Linked DNA regions of Homo sapiens: region 2 is linked to region 1. A link is an interaction called in ENCODE POLR2A ChIA-PET data of the cell type or tissue named here. Cell type or tissue: MCF 10A. All regions are shown on one strand. Each heading gives the region's core, and the rest is flanking DNA. Links, peaks and the distances in the headings are about the cores only.

The links. ChIA-PET counts read pairs that join two places held together with the same protein. Peaks named below come from ENCODE experiments on the same cell type or tissue, not always from the same donor. Only the 100,000 strongest peaks of a DNase experiment are listed, where the experiment ranks them.
Region 2: POLR2A ChIA-PET joins it to region 1 with 9 read pairs; 3 of 35 experiments call an interaction of 5 or more read pairs at or near these places.

What each region holds. Positions count from the first base shown.
Region 1 is chr22:31,251,162-31,256,537 of GRCh38, reverse strand. The region is part of intron 2 of LIMK2 (LIM domain kinase 2); the gene reads right to left. Among named protein-coding and RNA genes, the nearest start is that of PIK3IP1, 39 kb to the left of the region's middle. In MCF 10A, for the core only: no CTCF peak of the experiment used is centred there; a DNase peak (open chromatin) is centred at 2,327.
Region 2 is chr22:31,059,021-31,064,396 of GRCh38, reverse strand. It overlaps the pseudogene RN7SL633P and a transcript of SMTN not described here. Among named protein-coding and RNA genes, the nearest start is that of SMTN, 20 kb to the left of the region's middle. In MCF 10A, for the core only: no CTCF peak of the experiment used is centred there; DNase peaks (open chromatin) are centred at 1,366 and 3,066.

The DNA of each region.
Region 1 (5,376 bases), core at 169-5,168:
TGAAACCTGGTCTACTAAAAATACAAAAAATTAGCTGGGCGTGGTGGCATGCACCTATAATCCCAGCTACTCGGGAGGCTGAGGCAGGAGAATCACTGGAACCCAGGAGGTGGAGGTTGCAGTGAGTCGAGATCACGCCACTGCACTCCAGCCTGGGTGACAGAGTCAGACTCTGTCTCAAAAAACATTATAGCTAGCTAGCTAGCTAGCTAGAGATAGCTTATATAAAAGTCCTAATATAGGCAGGGCGCGGTGGCTCACACCTGTAATCCCAGCACTTTGGGAGGCTGAGGCGGGCAGATCACAAGGTCAGGAGTTCAAGACCAGCCTGGCCAACATGGTGAAACCCTGTCTCTACTAAAAATACAAAAATTAGCCGGGCGTGGTGGCGTGCACTGGTAGTCCCAGCTACTCAGGAGGCTGAGGCAGGAGAATCGCTTGAACCTGGGAAGCGGAGGTTGTGGTGACCCAAAATTGCACCACTGCACTCCAGCCTGGACAACAGAGCAAGATTCCGTCTCAAAAAAAAAAAAAAAAAAAAAAAAAAAAAAAAAAAAAAGACCCAATATAGTAGAAACTCAGTATGTGTTAACTTCTATTAAAGATGATGACAATGTAATGGCAGCTCACTTTATCAGCCACTTACTGTCACTAGCTGGACAACTTCTCTTAGTAGCTTTCTCTCATTGAAAATAACTAATAGCATCCTATTACTACAAAGAGCCAATGTGAAGAGGAAATAAGCTAATGTATGAGAGAAAGCCTTTTGCCAGGCAAGTGCATTATTATAACTTGCTAAGCACTGCAGATATAAAAGATAAATACACAGGGCACCCTACTTCACCTTTCATGAGCTTATGAAGAGTTGAGGAAGAGAAAGTCTAAATAAAACTCAACAATGCAAGGTGAGAGGCCACAGTGAGTTCTACTACTTCTGAGCACTGCGGGAGGTAGAGAAGAGGGGCAGGAATGAGTTGAAGCAGCTGAGCTAGGGAAGTCTAGAGAAGCAAGTCCCTGAGAATCCCTTTATCTTTCTGGAGTGCCCAATTCCTCCTGGGTGCTCAACAAACACTGATGGCTATTTTTACCCTATAGCTTTTCCTACTTGTCTTATGGAAGGGGAACTTCAGGGTCTTAAGGGCTGGGTATGGCATGAAGAGTATGGCTGTGAAGTGTCTCAAAACTGCACAGTGAGGTTGGAGGCAGAGGGGAAGACTGTTCTTGGTATGTGGCTCACACTCCTCTCAATATAAGATACATGTGGGATGAGCTCTAAATGAGGAGGAGAGAGATATGGGTTCAAGTTCTTGGGTGCTAAATTGCCTTGGACAAGCCCCTTTCCCTCTCTGGGTTGTTTCCCCACCTGTGAAACAAGAGGACAAACAATACCCTGGGTCCCCTTAACTCTGTGCATATCTGTGTTTTTCCCTAGATGATCTGAGGTTCTAATCTTAGCACCACCATTTACCACCTAAGTGATCTTGGGCTAGCCCCTTCACTTCTCATTTGTGAAATGGCAATGTCATCACCTACTTTCAAGGTAGCAGTGAGGATTTTTTCTTTTTTCTTTTTTTTTTTGAGATGGAATTTTGCTCTTATCGCCCAGGCTGGAGTGCAGTGGCACAATCTCGGCTCACTGCAACCTCTGCTTCCCGAGTTCAAGTGATTTTCCCACCTCAGCCTCCTGAGTAGCTGGGATTACTGGCGCATGCCACCACACCCGGCTAATTTTTCTATTTTTAGTAGAGACGGGGTTTCCCCATGTTGGTGAGGCTGGTCTCGAACTCCCGACCTCAAGTGATCTGCCCGCCTTGGCCTCCCGAAGTGCTGCGATTACAGGTGTGAGCCACTATGCCTGGCCTGCAGTGAGGATTAAATGTGGTTCTGAAGAACTATGGGGTGCCCAACAGAGGGCTGGCAGTAGGAGCAGGGGCTTCCTTCTTGCCTCCTGCCTTCTGACTTAGAAGTTCCTGGGCAACCATCTTTCTTCTTCACTAGACTGTTAGCTCCCTGAGGACAAAAACAGCATCCCACTTACTCTTGGTAGACTCAGCACCAAGCAAAGGACCTGGAAGAGCAAAGCCTTAACAAATATTTCCAAACTGAAAATGGTAGGAGTGGCAAGAACCAGTAGCCCAGGTAGGGGAGCACAAGGGTTCCATGGCTCCTGGTCACCAGGTCCTTCTTTTCTTCTGTGTGCAGACTTATTTGCACCCAAATGCAGGCCTGGGCTCTGTTACGCCCTTGCAATGGTATGTGCGCCGCAGGGCATGGGAGCACCAGAACACACCCTCCTTTCCATTGCCAATATCCTGCTTTTGTTTGCTGCAAGTAGCTCTGGCCAGGCCCAGGAGAGGGAGCAGGGAGACAAACAAGTACAGGCATGCAGGAGACAGCCAGGCCAGCCTGCTGGGAAGAACACCTGGCTGGAGAGCAACGTCACCAGTCCACATATCTGTGTCAAGGAATGCCTTTAAAGGGCACAGCCAGCTATGTGGCCAAAGTCACTGCCACACATGTCTCTGAAGAACTGGAAGGTGAACAGCTGACAGGAGGGCTGGGTATGGATCCCTAAGCTGTGTTTTGCCACAGAACACAACTGGGTTCTCAGACCACTTAAGAAGTTGCCATGGTAGACTTCAGAGTTCTAGCTTAGCTATCAATTAACAGCTACTATTTATTGAATGCCAGCCATAATCCAGGTCCTATATGAGGTACCTTATTTATATTATCTCTAATCCTGACAACCCTACGGTAGCAGGATTATCCCTGTTTTACAGAAGACTGAAAAGCAGAGTTAAAGTCAAATCATTCTGCAAAGCTGCCCAATACATAATTGATGGAGCTGGAATGTGAAGCTATGTGTGCTTGGCTGCAAAGCCACATCCACTGTACTATGTCACCGGAGTGAGACAGCACATCTCAACAGCTGAGCCTCAGGATTCTCACCTGTGAAAATAAGGAAGCTGGAGCCCTGACAGCTCAAGACCCTTTGAGTGTTAACACTTCGTGATGCTTCTCCTTTAGCCCAAGTACTGAATGTTAAATAGCACAATTCTCCTCCTTCATATACTTCACAGTGTTCAATTCCCCAGCAGTCTCTGTTCTTTTAAACAAAGAACCCAGAACACACTTTGGAACTGTAAGGTGCTACTCGAACATGTCCCACCTCAGATGCTTAGAGGCCATGGACATCATACGTTCTTCCCAAAGCCAAGGCTGTTTTTCTACCTTTCAATTTTTGGAAGTTTCAAGTGAAAGTCAAAATCTGCCCTGGCTGTAGGTAGAAGAGTACCCAGCTGGGAGGTGGTAAAGCTGAGGTCTGAACCAGTCATCCCACTGTCCTGAGGAGCCAGAGTGAATTGAGCTGAAATCCTCAGGTTAGGGGAGATCACCTAGAGGCCTACATACGCTGAGGCTATGCCTAAGGACAACCTCCAAAACTCATCTTCCAAAACATTACTGAGGGGTTCTGAGGGCTTGGGCAGATACAAAGTGCATGGAACCCTGATGGTCAGTTCAGTGGGTCAACCCAGATCCACACAGAGACCTTTTGAGTCAGCAGAGAACATATGAGTTTTTTAAAAAAGATAATCAGTTGAGATTTTCTCTTTCAAGACCTGGATCCATATTCCTTCTCTGCCATTTACCATCTGTGTCACCCAAGGCCAGTTACTTCATGACTCTGAGCCTCAGTTTCCTCACTTGTACATTGCTAATAATATCTTATGGGGTTATGAGAATTAAATTATGTACAGATGTCTTGCATGATGCCTGGCTCACAGAAGGTAGCCAGTAAGTGTTCATTTCTTTCCCTCCCCAATTTGAGACCACCAAGGGCAAATGCAGACAGACCCCTTTTTCTCCTATGCCTAGCAATATGGACCTGCTTCTCAGCCCAGAATGAAACAGATTTCTGTAAGTGAAAAAGAAAGGTCCTAAAATGACCTTTATTTATCTATCCAAATAGAAATCAACTTTTTTTTTTTTTTTTTAAGAGACAGAGTCTTACTCTGTCACCCAGGCTGGAGTGCAGTGGCACAATCATTGCTCACTGTAGTCTGACCTCCCAGGCTCAAGAGATCCTCCTGCCTCAGCCTCCTGAGTAGCTGGGACTACAGGTGCACACCACCATGCCTGGCTAATTTTTTATTTTTTGTAGAGACAGGGTCTCCCTATGTTGCCCAGGCTGGTCTTAAACTCCTGGACTCAGGTGATCCTCCAGCCTTGGCCTCCCAAAGTGCTGGGATTACAGGAAGGAGCCACCAAGCCCAGCTGAAATCAATTGATTCTAATAGATTTCTAATAATTAGGAAATAGTTACTGTGCATCTAGGATGTGTAAGAACAAGCAGGCAAGGTGCTGTGCTGAGAGAAGCCAAGTGAGATAAGATAGAGGCCCAGCCCTCACTTACATCCAAATTCTTCAGACAAAAATGTTTACAGGTAAATTCTCAACCTTATGGGGTAAAAGAACCAGTCATTATTGCAGTGGATTTACACATGTTAAAGCATAAGCCCTCCCATGTCCTGAGGAAGGCCTGGCTGGATGGTCATCCCTTAACCTCCCAGTGAACAGCCAGTTGTAGAGAAGCTTCTTTCAGCCCCTAGCCTCTGAATTGAGTGGGCTGAAGGAGAGAATGGGAAGCTCCCTCCACCACAGCCTGAGGGCACCTGGAGAGCACCACAACTGGGGATGCCAACTTTTCCCCAGGGCCCAGAAGGGCAGATATGACAGGGGCCTAGAGAGACTCTGTTCCATAAGAGCTCAGTCAAAAATCCCTTTATTACTCCTCCTTCCTGCAGATCCTATAGACTGAAACAGTCTGCCAATTAAGCTGTAATTATTATGGAATATGTTATTGTTGTTTTAAAAAATTAACCAAACACATAATGAAGCCTACGAACAGCAAGAAATAAGTGTTGCTAGAGTGCACTGATTCAGTTCCAACCAAAAACCAGGAAGACTGTAGTTTCAAGTATTTTGTGTAGTTGTACTGCAGTTAAAGACAGGGCCTCCATTATTTGGCAAATAATGGAAAAGAGCTTGTGTGCCTCTGAGGAGCCACATAAGTTGCAGAGCTGGGAACCATTCACCTGATCCAAGTCCTTCATTTTTCAGATAAGGAAAAGAGTCCCAGAGGACCTAAGGCACCTGCCAAAGGTTACTGTGAAGCTGGGCAGAGTTATGCATAATTTTTTCCCTTTAAACATGGATTGCTTTGGAACACAAAGGTTCATTTGTTTTCTTCAAGAGATAATGTGTAAACCCAAGCTCATTAAATCAGTATTGGACATTAAGTGAAATTCTATAAAAAGAAAAATGCTTTAAAGATGTCCGACAAAAGCCACTCCCTAATTTACCTCTTTTGTAAAT
Region 2 (5,376 bases), core at 83-5,082, 190 kb after region 1:
TTAGAATCTCTGTACGTTCCAGATGATTCTCGGCTTCAAGACCCAGCTCGAATGCCACCTCTTCCAAGAAGCTCTGACTGATCACCACAGTTGCACAGCTAGAAATTGTGTCTTCATCCCCTAAATGCCCATGACATTTTTTGTGCGCATCTATTAGGGCATTTATCATCTCCATAGTGGACATCTATGGTATTCTCTTCCCAGCTCACCTGCCCAGTTCTGCTTCTTCCTCTTCTGACTCCAACCATGCCGTTCTCATGGGAGCTGCCATGTTGTTACAGACCCCACAGCTGATTGGTCCAGAGATAGACATCTGACCCAGCTGGGCCAATCAGACACCTTCCCTGTTTTTGTGGCAGTTGCTTTCTTTTTTCTTTCTCACTGAAACTGAGTTAAGTTTAACCTAAAGCTTCTTCCTTACCTGTTGTATATTAATTTGGGTCTAAAGGTTTCTCCATACATTGTGAACTGTAATCTAATTAGGTATGTAAACAGACCGTAAGGTACTCTTGTAACAAGTGGCTAGGTCTCATCCAGTCACAGCTGCTGAGTTTCAGCCAATTGCAGGCCGACCACAGTTCAAACAGTGTACCAATAATGCCAACCGTAACCAATCTAGCTGTTTCTGTACCCCACTTCTGTTTTCTGTATGTAACTTTCCTTTTTCTGTCCATAAATGTAATCTGACCCTTGTGGCAGTCTCTGAGTTGCTGTGAACCTATCCTGGTTCTGCAAGGCTCTGGATTTGTGAATTGCTCTTTCTGCAGTTACACTTTGTTAAATTTAATTTGCCTAAAGTGCCCCCCCCTCCACCGCCAATTAGAGGTAGGGACTCGCTATGTTGCCCAGACTGGACTCAAACTCCTGGGCTCAAGCGATCCTCCCACCTCAGCCTCCCAAGTAGCTGGGACTACAGGCTCGTGCCACCGTACCTAGTTCAGAGTTTTTCTGGTAACATTAGCCACCATGTTCTCTGCCACATGGAGGAACCCTGTCTGTAACTAGAGTGAGAAGACAGCTAAGGCAGAGAGAGAAGCAGAGACACAGAATGAGGAGAGAGAGAGAGAAGAGAGAGAGAGAGTGCATGCAAATGGGCTGATTCCACCTGTTCTTGAAGTTTTCTGTCCTTGCCAAGAGTGGTTGTTTGGTTGATCCCTAGTCACTACATAACCCTCAGAATCCAAAAAATCTTCTGGTAAAACCCTCTTCCAATAAATCTTTTTTTTTAAATTAAGTAATTAGAAGAGTTTTATGTGGTTCTCATCCCAAGTTGCAATGAGCTACTCTGAGTTATTTGCATACATGTTTTCTCTCTCCTACTCATCTGAGGGTTGCCAAATGCCCATCTTAGATACAGTTCTCACTGGCCCAAGGCTAGTGAGAAAACTAGGACAACATAGTGAGTCACTTACATAGGTAATTTTTAAAATTGCCAAATTCTGGGATTAGTCCTTGTTATTGAATTTTATGAGATGATGGTAACAGCAGAAAGTAGCAATTTATTTTTCCTTTTAATATTCTTTGACAAATAACAAGATGTTGGCAATTGTGTACCCCAATTTAGGAAAAAACTTTACTGGGACATGAAATCCCAGTGAAGTGCTGGCCAGGTAATGATTCCTCTGGGTGGGGCCCCCTCTTGGCTCTCAGCAGAGAGCCTTGTAAATGAGTGAGATGAGCTAATGGCTGTAGGGAGCTGTTCTGGTCTCCTGTGTCTTGTAGGAATACGATCTGATTTAGAACAGTTACAGCTTATTCATTCCCCCAGTTCTTTTACGATTTTTCAAGGAGGCTTACTTTTTATTTTTATTTTTTTACTTATTTGCAAAATACCCTATTAGTCCTGCAGGGCCCTTCCTTTCAAATTGATCTCATGTTGATTTTCTCTTTAATCCTAATCACCTGTGTAGGTGTGAGAGTTGAGGTGAAGTCTCCCATCTGGGAAGGTTGAGGGGTCGAGGGTCAGCTCGCTGTGGTGGGGAAACAGCACTGGGGTGGGAGTCAGACAGCACTGTTGTCCACCTATGGTTTCTCCTCTTGCTGGTTGCAAGGCCTCAAGCAACTTGCTTCATTTCTCTGAGCCTCAGTTTCCCCGTCTGTGACATGGGGATGATATCTAGCCTACCTTTTGCACAGGGCTGTTGCAAAGGGTTGAATAAGGCTTTGGTGGCAATTTGGAGCTGAAGGAGGCAGCAGGGGATGGGACAGGTGCCCAGTGTTGTTTTATAGAAGCTGCTAGGGGCCGGGTGTGGTGGTTCATGCCTGTAATCCCAGCACTTTGGGAAGCTGAGGCGGGTGGATCACTTGAGGTCAGGAGTTCCAGACCAGCCCGGCCAACATGGTGAAACCCCGTCTCTACTAAAAATACAAAAATTAGCCCGGTGTGGTTGCATCCGCCTGTAATTCCAGCTACTCAGGAGGCTGAGGTAGAAGAATCACTTGAACCTGGGAGGTGGAGGCTACAGTGAGCCAAGATCACACCACTGCACTCCAGCCTGAGCGACAGAGCAAGACTCCATCACAAAAAATAAAAATAAAAATAAAAATAGAAGCTGATAGGGTATATCTGAGGGGGAAAAGATTCAATAACAGAAATTGAAATGTAGGTAAGCGTGAGGAAGTTGTAAGCACTTCCTAGCTCTGTCTTTTTTTTTTTTTTTTTTGAGACGGAGTTTCACTCTTGTTGCCCAGGGTAAAGTGCAGTGGCGTGATCTCGGCTCACGGCAACCTCCACCTTCTGGGGTCAAGCGATTCTCCTGCCTCAGCCTCCCGAGTAGATGGGATCCACTTCCCAGGTTCAAGCGATTCTCCTGCCTCGGCCTCCCGAGTAGCTGGGATTACAGGCATGCGCCACCATGCCCAGCTAATTTTGTACTTTTAGTAGAGACAGGGTTTCTCCATGTTGATCAGGCTGGTCTCGAACTCGCGAGCTCAGGTGATCCACCCACCTCAGCCTCCCAAAGTGCTGGGATTACAGGTGTGAGCCACTGCACCCGGTCTCTAGCTCTGTCTCTTACTTGAATGTGATCTCACCCTGTGTGACTCAGCTTCCTCATTTGGAAATCCAGGTCTCACAGTCAGGAAGTAACTTTTTGGATACCTTACACTGAACACTGAAGGTTGCATAAGAGTTGGTTACAGGCTGGGTGCAGTGGCTCATGCCTGTAATCCTAGCACTTTGGGAGGCTGAAGTAGGTGGCTCATCTGAAGACAGGAGTTTGAGACCAGCCTGGCCAACATGGCGAAACCCCGACTCTATTAAAAATACAAAAATTAGCCAGGTGTGGTGGCACTTGCCTGTAATCCCAGCTACTCGGGAGGTTGAGGCAGGAGAATCTCTGGAACCCGGGAGGCAGAGGCTGCAGTGAGCAAAGATTGCACCACTGCACTCCAGCTGGAGACAGAGCAAGACTCCGTCTCAAAAAAAAAAGAGATACACTCCAGGTAGATGGGACTGCATGAGCAGCGGCTTGGGTTAGAAATTACGGCAGCATGGATGAGAGACACCGTTCTCATGTATTTTGTTTCAGGAGGACAATAATAATACTTGTTTATTGTGATGACAATTAAATAAGATAATGCAGGTAAGGTGCTTAGCAGAGGCTTGTACATAACCAACTCAGTAATGGTGCTTGTTTTTACCGCCATTTTTGTTGTTGTTTTTACAAATAAAGAAAACAAAGGCTCTGATAGGTGATATGTAGGCCAGGCACACAGCTATTGGTTGTTGAGCAGGATTTGAACCCACAGCTTTTATTTATTTATTTACTTATTTATTTACATTTTTAAATTTAATTTAATTAATTTTTTTTTTGAGATAGGGTCTCACTCATTGCCCAGGCTGCAGTGCAGTGATGTGATCTCAGCTCACTGCAACCTCTGCCTCCCGGGTTCAAGTGATTCTCCTGCCTTAGCCTCCTGAGTAGCTGGGACCACAGGCACATGACATCATGACCAGCTAATTTTTATATTCTTAGTAAAGACAGGGTTTCGCCATATCGGCCAGGCTGGTCTTGAACTCCTGACCTCAAGTGATCCGCCTGCCTTGGCCTCCTAAAGTGCTGGGATTACAGGCGTGAGCCCACTGCGCACAGCCTATTTATTTACTTTTAGAGACAGAGTCTCACTATGTTGTCTAGGGTGGAATGCAGTGGCTATTCACAGTCACAATCCCACCACTGATCAGCACAGTTTTGACCTGCTCCATTTTCATCTTGGGCCTGTTCACCCCTCCTTAGACACCCCTGCTTACAGGAGGTCACCATATTGAAGCTGAACTTAGCACAGACACTCGATCAATATAGTACACTACAGCCTAGAACTCTTGGGCTCAAGAATCCCTAGGCTTATCCTCCTGCCTCAGCCTTCCGAGGAGCGCGAACCACAGGGACACACCACTGTTCCCAGCACCATATCTTCTTGACAGAGACCAGGCTCTGAACCACTGTGTTCAAGTTACCCCACTGTGGGGCCTCTGTTCCTGCCCTAGGGGCCTCCCTGACTCAGCAACTGTGGGTGGCCTTGCTTCTGTGCCTGGACAGCAGAGGAGGTGAGAAGCCTTCCAGTGCCTTGAAAACTAAATACGGCCAGGCCAGGCCTCTGAGGCCCGACCCTCAGGCTTGGCCTGCTCCTGCCTGCTCATATGGGCTGTGGGGCGCTACTCCCTACTCAACTTCCTGGCTCTGCTCCAGGGGGCTCTGGCAGAACCTCCATCCAGATCCTCCTTCTCAGGATCTTGTTGGGAAAAATACTAAAAGAGAACATAAAATGAATGCCTCTTATCCATGCTGCAATAATTCCTAATTCTAAGACTTTGCTCAAGTAATTTGGTCCATGGAGTACCTCTCTAATCAGTGCTTAATGTGTCTTTGGTGGCCAGTGTGAGCTATCAGGAAGAGTTACTTTATAACTGTGAGACCTGCAGTAAGTCACTCATCTCATCCATCCACCCATCCATCCATCCATCCATCTACCCACCCATTGGGCACCTACCTGTGCCAAACACATTACATACAGACTCTTCTTCCAGACCGGAAACTCCATGAGAATTGCAGACCAGGTGTCAAAAGATAATTATTCAGGGCAGGCATGGTGGCTCACGCCTGTAATCCCAGCTCTTTGGGAGGCCGAGGTGGGCGGATCACTTGAGGTCAGGAGTTTGAGACCAGCCTGGCCAACATGGTGAAACCCTGCCTCTACTAGTAATGCAAAAATTAGCCAGGCATGGTGGCATGCATCTGTAATCCCAGCCACTTGGGAGGCTGAGACAGAGGAATCACTTGAATCCAGGAGGTAGAGGTTGCAGTGAGCCAAGATCGTGCCATTGCACTCCAGTCTAGGCAACAGAGTAAGACTCTGTCTCAAAAAAAAAAAAAG